2 separate regions of the Mus musculus genome follow, and region 2 is linked to region 1. Evidence: chromatin loops called from intact Hi-C (ENCODE). Cell type or tissue: left cerebral cortex. All regions are shown on one strand.

The links. Hi-C counts contacts between places; a loop is a spot of excess contacts. Peaks named below come from ENCODE experiments on the same cell type or tissue, not always from the same donor. Only the 100,000 strongest peaks of a DNase experiment are listed, where the experiment ranks them.
Region 2: a loop joins it to region 1, with 2.4 times the contacts of the local background. A loop is called at or near these places in 6 of 42 quality-filtered maps.

What each region holds. Positions count from the first base shown.
Region 1 is chr10:44,995,060-45,000,059 of GRCm38, forward strand. No RefSeq gene overlaps it. Among named protein-coding and RNA genes, the nearest start is that of Gm40639, 27 kb to the right of the region's middle. In left cerebral cortex, no CTCF peak of the experiment used is centred here; no DNase peak of the experiment used is centred here.
Region 2 is chr10:44,871,751-44,876,750 of GRCm38, forward strand. No RefSeq gene overlaps it. Among named protein-coding and RNA genes, the nearest start is that of Gm40638, 69 kb to the right of the region's middle. In left cerebral cortex, no CTCF peak of the experiment used is centred here; DNase peaks (open chromatin) are centred at 2,116 and 2,355; H3K27ac peaks cover 193 bases.

The sequences.
Region 1 (5,000 bases):
CTCAGTGTCCTCATCTTGTTCACGCAGTGAATCACAGAGTGGCCTTGAGCGGTGAGTCGAATGCTTCCTACGTGTCTTAACTTTCCCTCCTTGAAAACGGACCCTTTCCATTCAGCGGTCCCTGGTGGGGCATAGACATTTGTCTGGAAGGCCAAATCCTCGTGCTGGTCTCACTACTACCCCTGTTCTCCCACATGACATATTCTCCCAGACGCTGCTTCAGGCGACGATGGGATTCAGGCTACACAATAGAGAAGGAGAACACAGGCTAGACAAAGCCTGTATGCCCATAGAAATTTGCTACTCAAACAGCTAGCTGCCTCTCCCCTCTCTTCAGGCTGGCTGGAGCCAGAGTACAGAGACTGTCTGCAACTCCCCTTGACCCTCCTTGAGCATCTCAAAAGGCAGCGAGAGGGAGTGCTGACAACTTCCTGAGGAACCAACCAGAGGAGTGTGCAATGAAGACTACTGAGCGCTCGTGGGCACCATAGACTCCAAGTGTCCCAGTTCAAGGTGCCCTTTGTAAAACCCTGGAGCCATCCCTAGACCGCCTTTGGATGCTCCTACCCACGTACAAATTTGAAATAATAAAAGTGTGGCAATTATTAAAAGAAAAATCTTTGTTTGTAAAAACTGATGTATTTTTACATCTTATTCGCTGAAAAAAAACGACTTTGTGGCTATATGAATTAAGACAGCAACGAGACAGAAATGGGGGCCTAGAAAGTGAAGCTACTCAGATCTCCTCACTTAGAGTAGCCAGGGTGCTTTTCATGTGAGAGGCCAAATCCCTGAGGAGCAGCTACAAGGCAAAGGCGATGCTGTCAGAACTCGGAGCCGTTTCTAATGCTAGCACACAGACCAGCTCCGATTCCAGTGAACTCAGGCCTTCCCCAACTAAGCTACATCCTCTGCCAATGTAACGCTCTTAATTGGCTCTATTTATTATTCTGGACTCAAACAACACTTCACTCCATAAAAGGGAAGTGTTCCAAGCAGAGGAGTTTTGTTTTATAGACAGAATAAAGCAGAAACAAACTTTGTCTGTTTGTTTGATGGCTAATCTCAGGTTATTTTAGGCTTTTTTTTTTTTTCTGTAAAGGGTTAAACCTTTTCATGCTAACTAAAACTGCCTGTTCAGGAAATTAGTGTGTAATCATTTTAATTTTTGTTTCAGTTTCAGTTTGATGATCTTAGCCCTGGTAACTCCATTTTGATTTTGAGCCTGGCCTGTTGAAGCAGGTGGGGAAAGATCAGTCCAACACAATGAGTCTAAGGAAAATAAGTGGGTTTCACCTAGTGCTCTCCTCAGTACAGTTTAATTCCAGGAGCACTGGAAGCTAAGGAACTCATCAGGCACCTCCGTCAATCACATACATTCAGTAATGAGGGACCCATTCCTTCATTTCAAGATTCCCCCCGCCCCCCGGGGGGGGGGGGCTGGAGAGATGGCTTAGTGGTTAAGAGCACAGTCTGCTCTTCCAGCGGTCCTGAGTTCAAATCCCAGCAACCACATGGCTGGCAGCCATCAGTACATGGGATCCAATGTCTTCTTCAGGTGTGTCTGAATAGAGCAACAGTGTGCTCATACACATAAAATAAATATATTACATTTTTTAAAAAGTTTTTTTTTCTTTTGCTATAACACTAACAGCCCTAGAACAACCTGCCTTTCACCGCAACACCCAAGGCAAGGTTATTAACTCTCCATATTCAAATGGGAATTTCAGGCTATCTGACTCTCTGCTAAGAGCTGGGTGAGATTTCCAGGACAACAATCAGGAAGGAGGAAGGTACTGACTGCCTTAAGGAACCCAGGCAAGAATGAGCTCCAATACTGTCTAGGGCTAGGGTGACAGATGACTTTTAAAAGAAAGGTGATATAACCAGGGAAGCTAAAAAAGGCCTTTAGCCTTAGAAACAAGTGCGTAAAGAAAACAGAATCAGAAATGCTTCTAACCAGAAGAGGACACCTGGCAATGGACCCCTCTTTTTTTTTCCTCTATGTTTTCCTTGTTTCTGGGTCCCCATGATATCTGATTGACTTGTATATATCATTTTGACTACTGAGCACACCTGTGTTTCTCTTTAGAAAGGTGTTATTACCACCACCACCACCACCACCACCACCACCACCACCACCACCCCCCACCCCACCCCCCCCCCCCCCCGCAGACACCACTGAAAATCTCCAAATAAGCTTGTGACAATTAGAGATGATCAAGACCAGCAAAGAGGACAGAATAGAAGTCCCAGCCAGTGTCCTAGGAGCCTGGCCACTACAGAGGACGCCCCTCTGGCTGACAGGTCCATCAGCAGGGTGCAGAGTTGATCTTCAGGCCCGCCTTGCAGAGCTGAAGGACTATAGCAAGGCCACCGGATATATTTTATATGGCTGTCTCATGACCTCCAGGCATCGTGAGAGACTCTCAGTAGTTTTTTAAAGATGGGCAAACTGTGCTGTGTCCAGGAAAAACCAACTTCGGTGGGCTTATTGTTTTCGCTGAGGCCATTACTTTCCCGCCCACATCTTTCATTGCCTCTCCGGTGTTTCTGTGAGACAAAGAAGCCAGCTGAGACTTCCACAAAGGAGAATGCAGGGAAAGGGGGCTGAATACCTTGAGCAAGAATAGCTTGGAAGGAGCCAAAAGTGGAAAAGGAAGTCTAATTCTGGCCTGGTCCGGTGGGGAGAAAAAAGTTTTTTGAGAAATGTAAACAAATCAGGAAATCCTGGCACTCACTTTAGTTCCGGTCTGGGGAGAGAGCCGCTCACTCGGGTCCTTTCCCGAGGAGCAAGCTGCTGTTTGTGAATGAAATCCAGATAAAATTATTCATTGAGCTCTGCCAGCCCCGCAGTTTCCAGCTTTCCTTTAGCCTATGGCATAGCTTAAACCTTAAAATAATAATAATAAAAAAACCATATGCGTGTTATTAACTCTCCATATTCAAATGGAAATTTCAGGCTATCATAAATCTCCTTTCTGATGTAAATTCCTCTCTGCAGAGCTCGCTGCAGGAAAGCCATTGTATCTGAGTAATCTAAACTTGAAAGAGAATTTTTGTTAAACCAGTTATGATAGGGGAAACATGTTTTTCACTGAGTCGAAAGATTAAAGTTGGTTGTAAAAAGGGGTGGGGGCTGAGGGAGAATTATTGGTTGCCCAACTAATGATTAGATACAGAACTTCAAGGAGAAATTAAGAGCACAAAAGAGAGTCACACAGATAAGTGAAAACAGCTCCAAAGATATTAAATACAAGAGTCGAGGTTTAGCTGAGGTTGTAATCTCTCTTCCCATAGTCATCTCTGCTAAGCCATCCTCTCTACCCCATTCGATTTCCCCAGGACAGACTGCTGCAGCACACATCTGCAGGTTGGAATATCTAGTTTCTCTCTCTCTCTCTCTCTCTCTCTCTCTCTCTCTCTCTCTCTCTCTCTCTCTCTCTCGTGTGTGTGTCTTTCTCATGTCTTCTTCCGTATGTCCCTCCCTTTGAGTCTGTCTGTCTCTCTGTGTGTCTTTTTATCTGTCTCTCCCTGTGTGGTGTTTCTATCTCTGTCTCTCTGTCTCTTTGTCTCTCTGACTCTGTCTCCCCTCTCCCCTCTCCCCTCTCCCCTCTCCCCTCTCCCCTCTCCCCTCTCCCCTCTCCTACATCTTGGTAATCACTCTACGGACTTTTTAGCCCAGAAGAATGTAGACACAAGAGGAGAAAAAGAGATATACCCCCTCCTTTAAAAAACAAGACAAAATAAAACACATTGTGACTGGTTTCTTTCAAAGCATGCTTTCTCAGCACTATATACCCTCATCTCAAGCTAACCCCACTAGCTCTCTTGATTTGTTACCCTCAGCCATTCTGCCACCCTTCCTGTCCTTGCAAACCTAGAAACATTTTTAAGGTTTTTCATTTCAAAGACCTCAGCAGGCAGCAGTAAGGACATAGTCACAAGCTAACAGTGTGGGTCTGTGGTATAGTATATGCTTAATCATGCACAAGGCTCTGGATTCCATTTCTACCACCATATACACAGAAAAGAATCCATATCCGTGTATTAAGAGCTATGGGGAAAAAAATTAAAGTATTTCTTCGCACAGCCTGACCAGGAGAGGTTTACAGATGAGAAACAAGTTTCTCTTGGGAAGGGTGGACTAGAGATCTTGAAAAGGCCTCTATTTGACTCTCCTCCAGGCATCCGACCTCAGCCCTAGTACTGGTGTGTTTGCACAGAAACCTCCAGAAAGGACCTCAGCTCTCAAGACAAAAGCTTTCTCGATGAACTTTGAAGAACATGGTTCATAAATACAAGAAAGAAAAAAAAAAATCCCTCTGCATCACTGTGAAGAACTGACTCTGTTCCAAAATGAATTTATGATGAAAAGAAATATTTAAATTGAAATTAAAATATTAACATCAGGGCAAGGCCTGACTCATACAGCTATACCACAAACACTCTGAATACTTTCACATATCCCTGAAGTTAATGTATTCATATTTAGATTTGCAATATTGTGCTTTAGAATAATTTTAGTACAAAAATACCAAACTAGTCTCTTATAGCTTTGAATCTAGTCTAGTCACACACACACACACACACACAAGCAGTGTCACCCTGATCTCTTATTTAATGCTCAACATTCAAGGTACACAATTTAATGTTCATTGTGGATTGTCCATAGATTTATGATGGCTGTAGAGATGTTCATAAAATCTGAGCTATGCAAGGCTTTCGGCATCTGTCTCATTTTTATCAGAACCATAAAAATCATCACCCTCTTGTTCCTAGTCAGTCTTTCCTGCTAGATAATATAAACCAGAGAAAAATAACGTTGTATCTGAGTGTCTACTTTAAGTAGACTCTGTTGCAGAGGTGTGTGTGTGTGTGTGTGTGTGTGTGTGTGTGTGTGTGTGTGTCTGTCTGTCTGTCTGTCTGTCTGTCTGTCTGTCTGTGTATACAGAATAGTGATGGTATGTCTGGAAATGGAGAGAGAAGAATATTGAATT
Region 2 (5,000 bases), 120 kb before region 1:
GCGCATCAGAATTCAAACTACATATTACTGAATATTGCTGTTTGTCTGTTTCAGCTTCTATACATAGAAACAAATGATCTCTACATTCATCTTTAAAGAAGCCACTAAGCATCTTAGCACATTTATTTTAAAAATCTTTATTAGCCAGGCAACAGTGGTGCATGACTTTAATTCCAATACTTGGGAGGCAAAACCAAGAGGATTTCTTTGAGTTTAAGTCCAGCCTGGTCCAAGTGAGTTCCAAGACAGCCAAAGCTACACAGAGAAACCCTGTCTCAAAAAACAAAAAACAAACAAACAAACAAACAAACAACAACAACAAAAACCCTTAACTGATGACTAAAATCTACTTTCTGTTATTATCAAGGTCAGATTTATTTATTTATTTATTTATTCGCCCCAAGAAGAGTGAGTGTATTTTGTTGACTGCTGAGCACTAGGAAAAAAAATAAGCAATAGAAAGGTCTGCTAACCTTCTGGGTCATGTATGTACTCCTGTATCATTCAAACAGGTCCCCAGAGCGACAGACAAAGCTCTTTCAAGGCTGACACCTATGGAAGGCGCATGGCATCGAGGGCACTGAAGACAATGTGCTGTGGTCGAAAGATGGTGCTCCTGTCAGGGCTTTCTGACTGAAGCAGAAGATGCTCCAGACTTCCATGTGTTTAGCTCTCATAAGATGTTAGACAAAGTTCCTATCACAATGTGAGCAGTAGACATGTGGTTTCACCCCTCCAGGAGTGGACTAACCTATGTTCAAGTTCAACATTTTTGGTGTTAACTGAAAAAAAAAATCATTGAACCAATGTAAACCCAAGATATATGATTATACAGTATAATTTCATTTGTGTAAAATAAAATACACAAATACAAGCATTCTTCTATGGGCTTTATAAAGAGTTCAAAAAATCAGAGCTGGGGGCCAGGAGACCAGAGCAGAAAATCTTATTTTTAATTCAAGTGTGTTACTTGCATTCTTTCTATAATTTATACTTTAAAAAGTTAATCTTAGAAACTGAACAAGGTATCTTTGTAATACCTTGTATGCTGTTTAATGGAATAACAATTTTTGTATATCAAGATTTAATTCTTATAAAACAGCAGATAGATAGATAGATAGATAGATGATAGATAGATAGATAGATAGATAGATAGATAGATAGATAGATAGACAGATAATTTGTGTGTGGTGGAGAGCTGAACTGAATAAAATGAATTTGGGTTTTTAGATTTTTTTAATGTATATGGGAGATTTGCTTGCATGTATGTATGTGTGTCTAAGCACCATGTGCATTTAGTAACCTCAGAAGCCAGAAGTGGATGCTGGGTCCCCCAGAACTGGCTTTATAGTTGGTTGGCAGCCATTACATGGGTCCTGGGGGTTGAATACAGGTCCTCTGGGAGAGTATTAGTGCTCTTAACAACTAAGCCATTTTTTCAGCCCATAAGAAATGAGTTTATATCAAAAGTCACCCCAAGAGTTATGATCAGTCCTGTGTACAGTCACACATCCCTGTAGCATTAGGTCTTTTTTTTAAGTAAATATGAATTGATAATCAGAAAAAATAAATAAAAATATTGTGGTGTGCTTTATGTATAGCAAACAACCCCAGTTAATTCTCCATCACGTAAGTGATTTAAAACTTTGTATGAAAATTAGCAAAAGCGTGTAAATGTTGTTCACACAGAAGCACAAGTATTCTACCCAGTCCTAGTTTTTCCAAATGCCCCAAATTCTCCTTTTCCCTTTAAAATTCTACAATAGGGAGAATTTCACTGCTTGTTTGGAGCCAGCATTACCACGGGGGCAGGGCATGGGACAGAGGCTTGGGGACACAGTCTGGCAATGAATCATGGGTCTTCTCTACACCTCCTTTGACAAGAATAGCTTGGCAGACAAGCAAAAGGAGTTTTCTATCTCTGACCCTTCAGTTTGACCCTTGGTGTCTCTGGAGCCCTATTCAGATATAACAAAGTAGCTTTGGTTCCCTTAGACTCCCAGAACACTCATTAGGAGTTTTCCATTTCTAATTGGCCCGAATCTGGGTCTCAGACCCGCATACAGCAGCAAGCCTTGCTGGGGAGGAGATTGCCTTGGCAGGCTTCGCTGTACATCCCACCCAGATTCCTAAGTACAGACCAAGGGGAGATTGCATCAGATTTGCCAAGGCAGACCAATTAGACATCCTGCAATCCTCTTGGTGACACTGTGCATGTGAAAGCCTTGGTTGTACTGTATCCCATTGCTAAATTTGGAGATAGTCTAAAAAGAAGGGAAGAAAAGCAAGACCAATCCAAGAATAGAGGAAACTTGCCTGGGCCAGTCAGTCTTCACATATTTGCAATGCCAAAAGAAGACAGGTTGTTCCAAGCCCAGCTGGTTGCAACAGAATCCTTGTTTCCCTGAAGTTACCCTGGAGAAGGAAGTGCCTTCTAGGTGCTTGGAGCTGATGTCTGCCAAGCCCACACATGACGTGAGCTGACAATAAGCCGTAATTAGTACTCAGAATACCAAGTTAGTTATCCAGCAGCAGTTAGATTACCCTGTGAGTGCATCTAACAAGCATACAGACTCTACTGAGCCCACAAGAGGGACAAGTATCAACAGAATTATTAATAATACTGAGGCCACTGTTGATGTTATTAATGAGATACCTTGTACATATGCATCAGATGGACCTTTAGTTCTTGTTGGAAAATTGGACTTAGTATATACTAAGATTTCAAAATCTTAATGGCTTTAATCTTAATAAATAACAATATTATCCATTTAGACCATTTAAAAAGAAGTCATGCACTCCTTTGCCCAGGCAAAAATAGAAACAAACCAAAAACCTACCACCAATAAAAACTTAGCTAAGCATTTTGGTTTTTTAAAAAACTAATCCTTCCCAGAGTCTTTTCAATTCTTTTGTTTAGAGTTTTTCCACCCCTTCTGGACATGAAAGCCACAATCTAAGTAATACCCACTTAAGGGTTTTCACAAATTGACACTTCCCCTGATGTTCTGTTGACAGCTAATACCTCAAAAAAGGTGGGAAGAGGCACAGACAAGGACGAGATACACCTGGCAGGTATATCACTGATATAATCTAAAAATGCTTTCAGAAGATGTGGAAGCACACGTTGTCCCAAAAAGAAGGCATGCAGAAGTGCACACAGCAGAAACCACCCAGTGGGTTAGTACAGATGCCAGCTACTAGATTGCCTTCTCATCTGTCCTTCATGAGGGCATGCCCTTAACAGAGGACATATGCCCTGAAACTGAGTTCACATTCCAGAACGCAGGGTTCACTTCTGATTTAATCTCCAAAAAAAAAAAAAAACCATTGAGGAGACTATAAAAACCGGGGGGGGGGGGAGGGAGGGGGAGAGAAAGAGAGAGAGCATGAATATAAGAAAAAGAAATTAAAATTTTATAAGGAAGCAAGATACAGAAGTATACAGAATTATTGCGATGTTTTAGGTCTGGTTATATGGCTGTATGTGCATGTATTTCGTGTTAACAACCACATATTTAAAGAATTCAAATTCTATCAATATTACTTTTCTGCACAGGATTCTTCAAAATAACCTTTCTGCATTGTTCTGGTTTGTCTTCTAACACCCAGAATCCCTACCAAGCAATGTTGAGGGCTCATTTGTACTTCTGTCACACTTTGACCATATCCTGAAAATGAAGACGAAACAAGGAAATGGGAAGAAACAATTTTAAAGTGAGATCTTTGAAAAAAAAAAGATGCTATTATTCAACACATGACTCAAAGGAAGTCATTACCCAGGTAGAACACACAGACACACACACATATACACACACACGGGTGAAAGCGAATTGTTAATAAGTCTGTTCATCTTCTAACAAGAAATGAGTCATCCATCAGTTCCTGTGCCATACACATCATAAGATACGAGTTAGAACTCGTATTTATCTTTCAGGAGCAACAATGAAAGCCCCTCAGGTCTCACTTTACCTCAGCCGTCCTCTGAGTCTCCTAACAGGCTGAACTAGATCTTCTATTCAAATGAGCCAGATGTGAGAAACTTCGACAGATAAGGAACAACCACCATTTATTTTTTTTCTTTGCACAAATAATAGCTATAACTGTTCCTCTTACCTAAAACCCTTTCCTTTTTCCCTTTCACCATGAGCATGTAATGAATGATAGACAGACAGAATGATAGATGATTGATTGATTGATGAATATTGATTCATAAAGAAAACTTTGTCTAATTTCCTTCTCTCCAAACTGTCATCAATAAAAAGTAGAGTTAGAGTAAAACTGACATCAAAATATATTCTTAAGGAGTCATAAAAATAGCCAGAAAAAAATGAGAAAGACTCAACACCACTAAACATCAGAGCATCTAAATCAAGGCTATAATGAAACAGTGCCTTGCAATTGTTGAGATGGCAACTATAAAGAGTTAGCAAGCACTGATGAGAGAATGCAGATAAGAGAGCACACTGTGGGGCAGGGGTGCACATTGGCCTAGGTACTAAGGAAAACCATACATAAATCCCTCACAAAACTAGTTCCACTGTGGAATACGGAGATGAGAGCAACACCTCACCCCTGCCCCACCTCTTGATTTGTATGATTTCACAACTAAAACATAGAAACGTTTAAGTATTCACTGATGAATGAATTGGTGGAGAAACTGTGATATGCTCAAGAGGAAAGTATCCGATCTTAAACTTTTTGCCACTAAGGTTCCTCTAATCTCCAACATGTGTGAAACTGGAGTAACATTTTGCTGTGTGAAATAGGCCAGGCATAGGAAAATTAGAAGAGCATCTCACTTGTATATGAAATCGTACCACAAGTGAATGGAAAATCAATTGCACAGAAAAAGAAAGCAAAACCATGGCATGAAGTGCAGGATCCAAGATGGGACAGGAAGATGGTGGTCTAGGGGCGTGGAGCCACGCTGTGAAGGATAAGGAGGAGGAGGAGAGCTAATAATAATGTGTTCTAAACTTGAAATGTAGTAATTGTAG